Regions from separate parts of the Mus musculus genome. Here region 2 is linked to region 1. The links are chromatin contacts, found by Hi-C in ENCODE. All regions are on one chromosome and are shown on one strand. The core of a region is the stretch at or near the end of the contact, and the rest is flanking DNA. Distances in the headings are between cores, read along the strand shown.

Region 1 (6,657 bases), core at 3,103-5,602:
GTTGGCGACTCCACCTAAAAGCAAACAGGAAGTGCTGTGTATGGAAGAAAGACTTTCTGGAGACCTTTACTCTCAGGTGTAAATTGCTACCTATTCTTGCAAAAATAAAGTCGTCATGAAAGGAAGTTCACCCTCCTTGCAAGTGCCTCTCCCTAGTGAGTTAACACTGATTCTTGATGGCTAAAATTTCATTCTCTTGTGCTTGCAAACTCCTGTTCTCTAACGGGTCATACCACTCAGGGTAACTTGAATCTACATTCTCTGGGCATGGTCACTCTTATAATAAACTATTTCTTAGTCCTTAGAAAGACAACAGGAATGAATCTGGAATCTGTTTCTCTGTTGACTGCTTGTCTATCCATCCTCTTGCCCATTCACCTGCCTCCATCTTAGGCTTGAAAGCCATCTTAAAGTAAAGACCAATTAGATCCATTCCTGTTTATGATTAAACCTCTGTTTCTCAAGCATTGGGCTATGCCCCATCTGAAACCTCAATTACAAATGGCTCTGTACTGACTGTTCCAGGACATGGCAATGATGTCTGTGTTTCAAAGGTTGTTATGATCACCTTGTCATGACCACCTGTTAACTATGCTTTTGTTCTACGAGGTTGTTCCGAACAATTTGTGATGCTTATGTTTGGCTCCTGTAGCCCTGGCTTTTTGCCTACCAAAACCCCCATTTGGAAACCCTCTACTCCTGAACTACAAAAACCCTTATTTTCCCCATGTCCAATGCTAATCTCTTGCCTTACAGAGAAGTAGCCTGTGCACACAAAAAAGCTTGCTCTAATTAATGTGGTCATGATTTGGGTTGGGAGTCTTTCTCTTTGCATATGTGCGATTAATACTATGTTGTCAATAAATTTTGAAAGAAGAGTATAAGCCCGCTGCCCCCTCTTCCCTTTACCCCTCTCTAGCATCTTTTCTGCCTAAAGAAGTTGATGGAAGTCACTTTCCAAATGGGAGGTTGAAGTCCTCATTATGACAGTGCCTTTCAACTTGCTTGCACAAAAGTCTTGCATGACAAGTGTTACTGTTCCTTAGCAGTGATGTCAAACAGTTCAAAGTGCACAAAGCAGCGAGGGCGACCTACCTCCTGCTTGATTTTTTTCAGTAACGGTGGTCCACTCTCTTGAAACTCAGCCACAATTCCAGATTCATCCGATTCCTGCTTAATCACATCTTGTAGGTCCTCCACTGCATGGGAGGGGGTCTGAGGCTAAGGGAAGAGTGGATATTTCCAGATCAGAGGAAACTTGTCTACACTCCTAAGCCCACTAAATCTAAGGACCTTTCTTGAACTTACTAGCATCTTCAGGGGACCGTATTTAATTTCTTGAGCTGCAAGGGCATGTTTGAATGGTGTGGGAGTTCGAGGAGAGCTTTCGAGGATTGACCTTTTGATAGCTGGAGTTCTAAAGCTAAAGAAGAGAAGAAGCAGAGAATAAAAAGACATGTATCCCGTATGACGCCGTCAGCGTGGACACTAAGAGGCTGCAACGGACAAGGAAGGGCAATGCTGATTAGCCAAATGCATTCATTGAGGGATTGTAGATCTGAATTAAACCAGATTGCAGATCTACAAATACTTCAAACTATCGTGCCCTGAGACTAAGAGCTCTGAAGTAGTTCCCACCTTTTGAGAATGAGCCTGAGGCATAGGTAATGGCCTTGGATCTGTATAATGGTGACTAGCACCGTGATATCTGGGATCATTTGTAAACCAGTCTCACCTGCTCCCTCAAACGGGGCCAAAACACGCTATGTCTAAAACTTTGTTTTTATTTGGAAGTAATAAGAATGTATTTCTTTTCAATTACTTAATCACCCCTGGCTTTTGAAATACATATATACATACATACATGCATACATACATACATTTTCATTCCTGTGAGTATGCAAAAAGATCCTAATGTATTTGTTACAAAAAGAAAAAATAAGATTAAAAAATATAAACTATGAACCATTCTCAATTTTATTCTGAATGCTTCAGTCTCTTTTGTTTGTTTTTAGTAAGGATATTGAAAAACAGTGGAAAGAAAAACCTGGCCGGTGGGGGGTGGGGAATGGTACAGAAACTCCCTGTGCATGCACATAAGACATCAGAATGTACTACAGAAGGTAATTATTCTCTACTTTCTTCCCTGGTTGGTTGTAACTTACTTGGGATGTATCCATTATGAGAATGCATAGGATACATACAGTGAATGCATTATATACATACAAGGGGGGGTCAGACATTTTAATTAATATAAATAAATAAAATAAACATTTTTCTTATTGAACTAAGACTTACATGGAATTTTCCTTCTGGGTTTTCACAGTCTGGTCTCGACATGGTGTCAGTTTGTGACCAATGAGAGGAGTGGAGGGTAAGGTAGGTGCATCTAAGCCCGAGCTTTCATGGTTGCTGGAAGTGTTCAAGAACTAAACATGGAAGAAAGAAAGGAAGGGAGAGAAGAAAGGAAGGGAGGGAAGGAGGGAGGGAGGGGGGAGAGAGGGAGGAAGGAAGGGAGAGAGAGAGAGAGAGAGAGAGAGAGAGAGAGAAAGAAAGAAAAACTGATTAAATAATGAGTCTGTGATCATGCAGTTTGAAGCCAAACCCAGATGGCAGGCAAGTGTCCTCTACTGACTCACAACCCCAACTACGACAACGTTAACAATCTTTCAGTGTTGGCAAGGATATTGATTTATTCCACCTGATTAGGCAAGGTTCAGAGATTTATAAGAAAGAACATCTAAAGGGTCAAAGCTTCAAACCTTGCAAAATTCAAAGAAAATCTTCTCTGTAAATGACATTTGTCACTTAAGAGAATGATATGTGCTCTTGATCAACATTAAAAAGGTTATCTTCTTTTTCTTTCATATTTGGTTTTCTCAGTTTAATGGTCTAATAACTCAGACTGTTGTTGTGTAAGGTTTGCGTGATGTGGGAAATTATCCAGTAAGAAGGTTTGTCTCTCAGCATCCTGACGCTCCCAGGGTAACACAGGTTTGGGAAAGGCAATGGATCTTATCTCTTGGGTAGACTGATGAGCACACTCAACGCTCTCAGGGAAGCCAGGAGCAGTGGCTGCTGCCTGCAGTCAGTCACTCAGAAGCCAGGGCGCCTCTTGAACTCAGGAGCATAAGGCAAGCTGAGCAGAATAAAAGACTGTCTGCATTCTGAAAAATTAAAGAATAAAAAATCCAAACAAACGCCAAGCCTGAAGGACCCTCTGGTAAAGAAGCCGTTTAAAGCCCGAGTTAGCATTTCCCAAACGTTTATGTCTACCTAGATCATTTTCCCTGAGACATCTATCTTGCAGAAATGATTTCACAAAACACGGTTTAGGAAAATATGGGGGTGGGTGGGGGGTGGAGACCAATTGTTTTGGGGAATGGGGGGATCATTTGTCTATACTTAAAGTTCTTTTAAAAACAAGTCCAGAAATATGTATAGCTCAGTGGTAGGGCACTTCCCTAGCACACATGAGGCTCCAGGTTAGATTCTAAGAACCACAATACTACTACTACTACTACTACTACTACTACTACTACTATTACTACTACTACTAAAATGAAGTAAAGTAAAACAAAGTACCAAATCTTCAACGGATATAATTGGGAAAAAAATTTAAGGAGCCAAATTGTCTCTTAATTATAATTTGGAAAGCACGTGGCTCTGCTAAGCATTATAGTGTTATATACCTTAAGAACACTATATGAAGTAAGGGTATTCTTTGGAAAACGGTACCTTAGCAAAATCCCATAGCAGAATTTAAAAGACCCAGTGTTGAAAATGTTAAATTATTTTGCAGAAGCATCTCTTTTTCATCATCTCAGTAAACATCCTCACTTAGAAAAGGGGCATAGTGGTTCATTTTCTAGTTGTAATCCAAATGTTATGTAATCATAATTTGGTTCCCTCCTCCCCAGGGTCAGTAAATCACTTAGTAGTCAATGAACAAAGAGGCAGACATCGTGTTAAAATGTGAAGAGGCAAGGATGACAAGGGAGAAGAGGGGAGGGACGGAAAAAGGGAAATGTAGTGAAAAGGGAAATGGAAACACATCCCATGCAACTTTCTGTCCATTTTCCAAAACACCAAGACTTCGAGAGAAAGAGATGCGACAAAATCACCAGTGTGTCAGCCCAAATGCCAGGAAGCTAGCCACCTCTACCCCAGTGAGATTGAACGCGGAATTAAATCTGCCAGGACGGCAGTCATTAGTCATTTGTTCAAATTTAGATTAGTTTCTAATTATTAAGGCTCGGGTGTATGCTGAAAATTAGTAACAGCTGTGCAGAAATTGTGCTCTACCTGCGAGGGAGAGAAGGGTAGGCTTTTGACAGGGGAACGCTTGAGAGTTGAGCTGATGACGTCAGCAAAGAGGGAGGGGCTAGGCTCTCCAGCGGCTAGGGGGCTGGCCTGGCCCCGCCTTTTTCGTAGGACGACCAGCGGAACCTTGCTGTGCCTCGCTTGGGGTGAGTCTGGGCCGAGGGATGCCTCGCTCAGCACTCGCCTGGTCACCCTCAGGCTAGGCTCTCCTGCAGATCTAGTCCCATGGCCCTCTCTTTGCTGAAGCTGGAAGGCTTTGCCTGTGGGCTGCTGGCTAGGTGAAAAAGCTGCCGCTTCTTCAGAGAATTCAAAACTGCTGAGATCACACCACGAAGAATCCTGAAACAACGTGGGAGGCACAGAGCTTCTGAGATGGTATGCAAGTGACAGCGCCACCATCACCCAAACACAGCACTGAAAGAGCAATGGACGAAAACGCTGGGCCTGCCTGCCTGCCTGCCTGCTTTCTAGCTCAGGGATTACAGCGGTGCATGGGTTGTCTTGCACATCTGCTGTGGAGAGCTCAGGCACTCTCTTTTGCATGCAATTTAAAGCAAACAGAAAACATTTCTAGATGATACATTATGGCAATAGCTGGCCCTGTCCCGTGTGAAGGGAATAAGTGCTTTTTAACCAATTAGGAGACCAAGAAAATGAACTGAGTGACTGCTGAACTCAAATTTGTTTCACTCAAGATGGTTCAAGATGGTTTATTTTGGTGTTACTATGATTGTCAATCAATTTACAGTATGCTGTAGAGAGATCTATATGCCCCACCCTTGAACTGAAAGCTTAAGGTTACGAGGAAACGTAAGTCCAAATGTGCTGTCCCAAAACAGACAAAACAAAACAAAAAGCAAGCAAAACCAAAACAACAAAGAAATTTTCTAGAGAATCACAAAGAAGTAAGCAAAATATATAAGAAATTTGTTAAAATAGTTCAGACACAGCTCTCATTCTGAGCCCTTTGTGGTAAGTCAGAACTTCATTAATTCACACCTGGAAGGCAAACAATTTTGGGTGGGTAGCCTACAAAATCAAGACCACTGAGAGAAGTGGAATCGTAAAAGCTAAGTCTTTCACTTTACATGAATGTAGGACCAAACCGTATTTGCTATAGAAAATGGCAATGATTTATGCTATACCAATTCTCAATTCCTCTTCCAGAAACATCAACGTGCCTTAGCAATTCTACTTACAGAATCTATAAACTGGAGTGTTTCTGCAAATTCTAAGAGGTTCTTAACATTGTCCAGAATGGTGCCCTGGTGGACGATCATGCACCTTGCTGGTGAGGCACTTTCTTCAGGTAGGGAGCCGGGATCTGCAGGCAGAGATGGGGTGGCATGGTGTTCTCCCAAACAGGAAACAGGTGCACTATCCCCATGAGGTCTGGTCTGGTCCACAATGGAGGTGCTGTGCCACCCGGGGTAGCTGCAAGTGTGGTTCTGTGTCTGGGGAAGGGGGTGTGTAGAAATAAGGATGGAGAGAAGAAAGGAAGAAGAAACTTAGCAACTATGTTGCACAAGGTATCAGATGCTGTTGGAGGCAAGATAAAAAGTGGTTGCTTCATCCAAAACTCAAGCCTGCCAGACAGTTGTCAAGATGTTTCCTTTTTGACAGCTTTGCAATAGCTCTCCAATTTATACCTAGAGGATTGCTTCAGTTGCTAAGATTTTAGTCAAATGTTAAACCTTGGGACTGCTACAAAATACAAGTCTTAGATGTCTTAGAATTCCATTGGAGTTTAATTTAAAAACAGTTCCCCATTGCTATGACTTAAGAATGGTCCTATTTGCATGTTAAGCCCTTGAAAGCATTCAAGGGTTAGAATTGCTTCTATCTGTACATATCCTGTTGCTTCTATTCTTTTCTTTTTTTTTTTTTTTTTTTTTTTTTTTTTTTTTGGCTATAGGTTGCACTGATGCAAGCTAGAGCTGCAGAGTATATGTGGTTGGGAAAGTAGATCAAGTTAACAGAAGTCCCCTTACAGCATGTCCATGCAAGAGAAGAAATTGCAAAATAGTAACTAAAGTTCAAAAGTGGTTGAACTAGCACAAGTACATTATTTTATTATTTAATAACAACAACAAAGAACATTTCACCTGAAGAATCGCTAGTGGGTATCACCTTTCACATACTCACTTCTTGGCTAAACTACCAAAACTCCAAAGTTTGCTTTTTCCGTGAGCTGCCCATTCAAGGATTCAGAAACGGTCTATACAAGAGCTAGAGCTGGATCCTGTGTGTGTGTGTGTGTGTGTGTGTGTGTGTGTGTGCAATGTAGCATGTCTGAGACTCTAGGCTCAATTGTCAGTACAAAAAAAGAAGGGA
Region 2 (6,028 bases), core at 123-2,622, 200 kb after region 1:
CATATAACAGCCATGCTTTCTCAGAATGATAGACCCTAAACAATGACCATGCGGATGGCCCAGGGAGACGGTAGCCGTGTTTGCTAGAAGCCTTGCTGCCTGTGATTCCCAGTAACCACCTGGTGGAAGAAGAGAACCACCAACACCCTTTAGCTGTTCTTCGACCTACACACACATGTGAAAACAAAAGCTACCAAGAGTTCAAGAAATCACATTTATAATGTGTTGAGTTTTCTTGAAAGCCCATTTGATCCAAAAATTCATTTTTGGCTATACCATTGCATATACACCCAGTCCTGGCCATAACATCACAAATACACATTCCTGATTCTGACTGACTGTGGAAGCTAAACTAAGCTAGAACTTGGATGAGAGAATGTAAAATACACGCTGGCAATTCATTTCTCTCCATGTACATGTGTAAGAGGTAACTCATTGCTTAGAGCACAGTCTGCTTTACTAATACTGAGAATTGTAACTCTACCTCTAGACATGTAAGTAGAACTGATTGAGACATCAAGTGCAGGACAGATAGTCAGTACACAGTCTGGTAAGTCTTAGTGTCCAAGTCAAGGAGATTACTCCTTTAGATTTATAAACAGATGGTTCCACTTTTGGAAAGGTCGTTTAGAAATAAGAAATCAAGTTAATTAAGATCATAAAATTATATGACAAAGTGTCTGAAACATTGTTACCAATTTATTCTTGCCGTTCTAGCAGTGGGTGTAGGCCTGGGCCCAGAATGGGCATTTTTAGATCTTAGAGACATTTGAAAGTTTAAAGCTGTGTTTACCTCTTAGGATGCAGCAGCGTTGCTGCCTGCTGTCTGCCAGGGCGGAGTCTTCATGTTTAGTAGACACCTAGGGTTCCCAGTGTTCGTTTGTGTGGATTGGCTCTGGTCACTTCTCTTTTCCAGCTTGACAGACCTGAGACCCAGAATATCAGGGGTTGCCAAGAGATACCCCTGCCCCCTGACTCAGTTGGGCAGTGTCTGAAATGACTTTCTCACAGTTTTTCTCATCTTTCTGCAGCTTAACTTCTGAGGAAAATGGACTCAGTGTGCGCGCTCCTCACAAAGGGCCTCCTGGTGATGATGTGAGCGTAGCTTCTCCTAACATTCCTGAGACCGGCACTCCAAAATCTGCCCTCCCACCTCCTTCCCTTCAAACATCAGAAGAGCTGGGCTCCACTCCGACACCAGTGAGAAAGTCTGGCAAGCTGAGGCAGCAGATAGACGTGAAAGCGGAATTGGAAAAGCGGCAGGGCGGGAAGCAGCTCCTCAACTTAGTGGTCATTGGTATGCCCTTGTTCTGCCCGCCGGGTTAGCAGGACCGCGGCAGGAGGCGCCCAGCCTCTTGGAGCAGTGTAGGCTTAAATAAAGCAAAGAGGCATTGCATCATAATGCATTCTGGTCACCCAGGGTGCAATGGGGCCGCGTTACCAAGGAGGGCATCATCGGACTTAGCTTGTGGCAGTTTTATGTAGTGAACATTTTGAAAATGGGATGCATCTCCCCCCCCAAAAAAGGGAAACTTTGCCCTCTCTAAAACTGTGTGTGCAGTCCTCACCCCCTCCCCCATTTAGGTGTTTTAACCTTGATAGAAATTGGTGTTTGTTATACTAAATACTGACGCACGCTGTTGAATTAGTGTTGCAATGCCTCAATGTGAGCATCTGAAATGTACCTAGTATTAACCCTGAATCAATTTTCCTTAGGTCATGTTGATGCTGGGAAAAGTACTCTGATGGGCCATATGCTTTATCTTCTGGGTAATGTAAACAAAAGAACTATGCATAAGTATGAGCAAGAATCTAAAAAGGCTGGCAAGGCTTCATTTGCATATGCGTGGGTCTTGGATGAAACTGGAGAAGAAAGGGAAAGGTAGCCGCTATGTTTCAACGCTTTTAGTCTTTAAAATAAGTGGGCACTGGAAGTTGAATGTGTAACACATAAATGCATCAGCGAGACGTTCAGAATTCCTTTTGTTTGTCATACTTTATTCTGTGAGAAGAAGGTTAAGAGAATATTTATCCCAAACCCAACAAGGAGGAGCACCGGCAGACAGCAGTGCTGGACGGTGAGGCTCCCTGAGTGGGTCTTGCTGTGAGCCAGTGGAGTTGGCAGTTGTTGCTCCCTCGGCATATCCGGTTGTTAAAGTCGGATCTGACTCAGTCTTGCACCAGGTTTTAAAGGAACTGCCCAGCAGGTCCAGACTACAGGCTCACAATTCCATTCTCATGAGACACACACTCACAGTCCAGAAAGAAACAATTGAATCTATCTTGTCAGTTATTCTTTCAGTGTCTCTCGGGGCTTAGTGCTAGTTTAGGTGGATTCTAGCAGAAGGATGAAGATACTCGCGTATCTCTGGCCAGTTACCTCTTCTGAGGTAATTTAAAGCATAGACGTATATCACATTTAAGGCTATCAGACGCGGAGAAGCAAACTCTGTCTATGTAAGATACAGAACAACTAAGTTAAAATAATGACCAACACGCACAGGGTGTCAGAATCCTAAGTTAACGGTCGAAACATCTCTCAAGTCTTTAATCTGATTATGATTAGAGAGTATATGTGCGTTTGCAGACTTTTCTCTGCATGAGTTCATTTTCCTGCAGTCCCTGTCTCCATTATGTGTAAGGCAGTTCGCTAACCCAGGTTGCATGAGTCTAGTGCTTCTCATAGCTGGGTGTTTGTATCCTCATGGTATTTCTCCCTTATATAGCTTTTTCTCTGTATATTATTATGACCCTGCTTCCTACCCTTACACAAAAGCTTAACCTGTCAATTCACTGAGAAACAGTGAAGCCCAAGTAATTCCCACCGGTCTAACAAACAGACTATCAAAGTATACAGCTTTTATTTCCTTTGTGTAACCTGATCCTGTAGATTAGTAGACTGAGAAGAGTGTAATTTAAGGGGAAGGGCTTAGTAAAATTTACTTAATTATGTGGGTTGAGCTGCAAGTGAGCTAATTGCACTTGCTCCTAAAATGACCAGTTTTTTTCTTTTTTAGTTTTCCAGCTATACTATCTACTTACTGTGGTGCTATTGTGGCCACTAGCTTTGCCTTTCTCACCATGGTATAATTTAGACTGTTCTGTCGACAGCTTCGGAGTACATATTACAAGATTTTAGCTCACTCCACAATATATTGTAGAATGGCATTTTTAAAACTGCTATGTTCTTTAAATATATTTGAAATGTTAAATATTTGCAAATCTATGTTGAAGAACAGATACTAATAGCCGGGTAGCATTTTTGTATCCTTGCGGAAGGATACGAAAGGTTCAGACATAGACAAGGCTGAGTCAAGACTGCAGTGGGTCAAACACTTGAGGGAGGAGCTGCGTCTTGACTCCTTCCTAAGTTTTCTAAAGTGGCCTCTGGGCATTAGCTATTAAGAACAGTAACCAGGATTAGACATCACTTAGACAAGCTCAAATGGCTTGACTAAGGAAACCACTTTCCTGACTGCCTCGGCAAACTGGAGTTGATTGTTGTGGTGTTAGTACTGTTGCTGTTAAATGCAGGCTGAATTTCTTCACTTGAATGGTCTAGAGTAGGAGTTCTCAGCCTTCCAACGCTGTGACCGTTCACTACAGCTCCTCATGCTGTGCTGACCCCCAGCCATGAAGATATTTTGTTGCTACTTCATAACTGTAATTTTGCTACTGTTAGTTAATCTTAATGTCAATATCTGATATTTACCCCTGTGGGGATCACCACCCACAGGTTGAGAACCATTAGAGCAAACCTGTTGTCTACCTGATTTCTTCTTTTACGTTTTCAAGGTCACATGACTCAAGGCTCTAGTAGCTATTCCTAGGGATTTCTTATCATTGGAATCTTTGTTTTGGCTGAAAAGAGCCCCAGGCTTGGTCTCCAAGAAGGATGAAGTGAAATCTGAGGCAAACTGTCTTAATTTTTGTTAAAAATTGGTTATCTCTCGTACCTCTTTTTTTTTTCTCCAAATTATAACTATTGACCAGCTTTGTAAGGGAAAGTTTTATGAGTTTATTTCTATAGTTAGTGAAGCACAACAGAACATTAGAAAAGCCAGTTCTTGAAAGTAATCATTTGTCATGTTATCTTTCTTCATGTGTAGTATTTATCTTTCTCTTACCTAGAAATGTGTGTATATAGCTTTCTTTATTCATAAATTATAGTTTCTTATAAAACATTAAGGAAATGGGAAATACTTATCATTTTTGATAGTTTATTATCTATGCAACCTTGTTTTCAAAGCATACAGGGATAATGAGTTATTGCTGATATTTGAGTCCCAATCCTTTGCTTCATTATGATGAAGGATTTGGTTTGCCATTTTGCCTATTACTAAGAATTTTAGCCCACATCAGCTACTATTTAACCATTTTGTGTTTTGTTTAAGGGGAGTAACAATGGACGTCGGAATGACGAAGTTTGAAACCACAACCAAAGTTATTACCTTAATGGATGCTCCAGGCCATAAGGATTTCATTCCAAACATGATCACAGGAGCAGCCCAGGTACCTGCTATTTTAGCTGACTGCCTCATGCTGACTGTGGCTTTAGTTCTTGATACCCACCCAGCTTGCAAGTCTAGGGTTTTAACTCATGAAATGTTTTTAAATGGAAAGTTTTACTTTTGAGTAGTTAGAAAAGGATGGAGTACATTGTATTTTCCATGCCCTAATTACTTGTCTAAGCTTCCTGATGGGACAACTGTGGACACATCAGGCAGGAGTGTGTTTGGTGTTAAAAATGACAGTACGAAAGTATAAATTTCTCCCCCACTCCCTTCCCCTCCTTCCTGCTAAAATTAAAGTCTGGCATGATAACAAACACTTTGAAGTAGAAACACTGGAAAGTAAGCTGGAAAGAGTATTTGAGTAAGAGTACAAGAAGAAAGTGTGAGTGCCCCTCGGTACCTGAAGACCATTTTTGTTGTTTTGGGTTTTTAAGACTGCAACTTGCAGTGAGCTCAGAGTAACCTACAGTTTCTAAGAAGTCGAGACTCACTGTGGGGCCTCAAACTCAGTCTTCATTTTACCTTCAGATGCTGCGAGTGCAGGTGTATGCTACTACCGTACCAAGTTTATAGACGGATGCTAACTGCAATTTACACGATGAGGTTCTGTAAAGAATGTTCTGTGATGTATAGATGCTAGACCTTCTTTATGACCATTTTATCCCCCATTATGTGTGGTAAGGATTACATGATAAAAATCCTCTGTAAACCAGATTACAATCAAAACCTGTCAAACAACTAAAACGATTTTGTGGACTGAGTATCAAGCCCATAGCAGGTAAAGCCATGAGTGGTGCATCAGCAGCCCCTGAGGGACAGAGTCAGCAGTCTCCAGTGGTTTCGTCAGTCACATTAGCCTGGGTATCTCTGAGGACGAATGCTAAGAAGACGGTGTACGGGAAAATGAACGACATCCTTTGGCAATATCCAGACAGGGCATTGGCAGAAATATAATTGATAAAAATGGACTTGGAAAAACAGCTGTGCTGCAGCGGGTTTTGCAAAATTTTGTAAATTATTTCCTCATGATGGAAGTAGAATCCCATAAAGAATGGTCAGCCTGAGTGTCCCGGGAACCTGAGGTCTTCAGACATCTGTCCAGCCACAGCTAGCTTCTTCGTGTGTTTTGTGGGTTTGAGTAGGAAAGGGGAAATGCGAGCAGCTTGTGTTACCAGGGTCTCTGTTAGTAGCTGCAGCAGACAAATGTGTGACCTTTGGTAATTTGTGTCACAGGTTTTCTCACTATAGATAACATACCAATAGTTTTGTAGTTTAATTGTTTTTTAAGGTAAATTCTAAAATGTGGAATTGATAGGAAGTAAGATGTGCATAATTTAGGATTCCTTATAGTTACTTTCAAAATGCTCTTCGGGAGGTTCTGCCCTCCAATAACAGTGTGCACAAGATGCACCCGTGCTGCCTCTGAGAAATCAGTGTCTCTGGAATCACTAGGACGTCTAAAGTAGGATCTGGGAATATGTAGTTTTGACTTTCTTTAAAAATGGGGGTCATTA

What was found. A loop is a pair of places that touch in the nucleus more often than their neighbours do.
Region 2: a map of regulatory T cell shows a loop between it and region 1 (2.8-fold over the local background). The contact joins the promoter of 4930455C13Rik here to the enhancer-like site in region 1. A Hi-C loop is called at or near these places in 4 of 37 maps with a recorded cell type or tissue (T-helper 1 cell, regulatory T cell and v-Abl transformed pro-B cells).

Annotation. Positions count from the first base shown.
Region 1 is chr10:21,140,664-21,147,320 of GRCm38, forward strand. Myb (myeloblastosis oncogene) reads right to left here. Exons shown (of 16, transcript NM_001198914.1): 9 at 5,523-5,777; 10 at 4,306-4,662; 11 at 2,299-2,429; 12 at 1,309-1,423; 13 at 1,096-1,221; 14 at 1-14. Among named protein-coding and RNA genes, the nearest start is that of Myb, 17 kb to the right of the region's middle. Within about 2 kb of position 4,353, at least 2 of the 3 ENCODE cell types and tissues checked have a DNase peak (open chromatin) inside an H3K27ac peak, as active enhancers do.
Region 2 is chr10:21,340,683-21,346,710 of GRCm38, forward strand. It overlaps 4930455C13Rik (RIKEN cDNA 4930455C13 gene), which reads right to left and starts at 1,373. Exons shown (of 4, transcript NR_045352.1): 1 at 794-1,373. It overlaps Hbs1l (Hbs1-like (S. cerevisiae)), which reads left to right. Exons shown (of 18, transcript NM_019702.2): 6 at 1,032-1,297; 7 at 1,717-1,882; 8 at 4,395-4,512.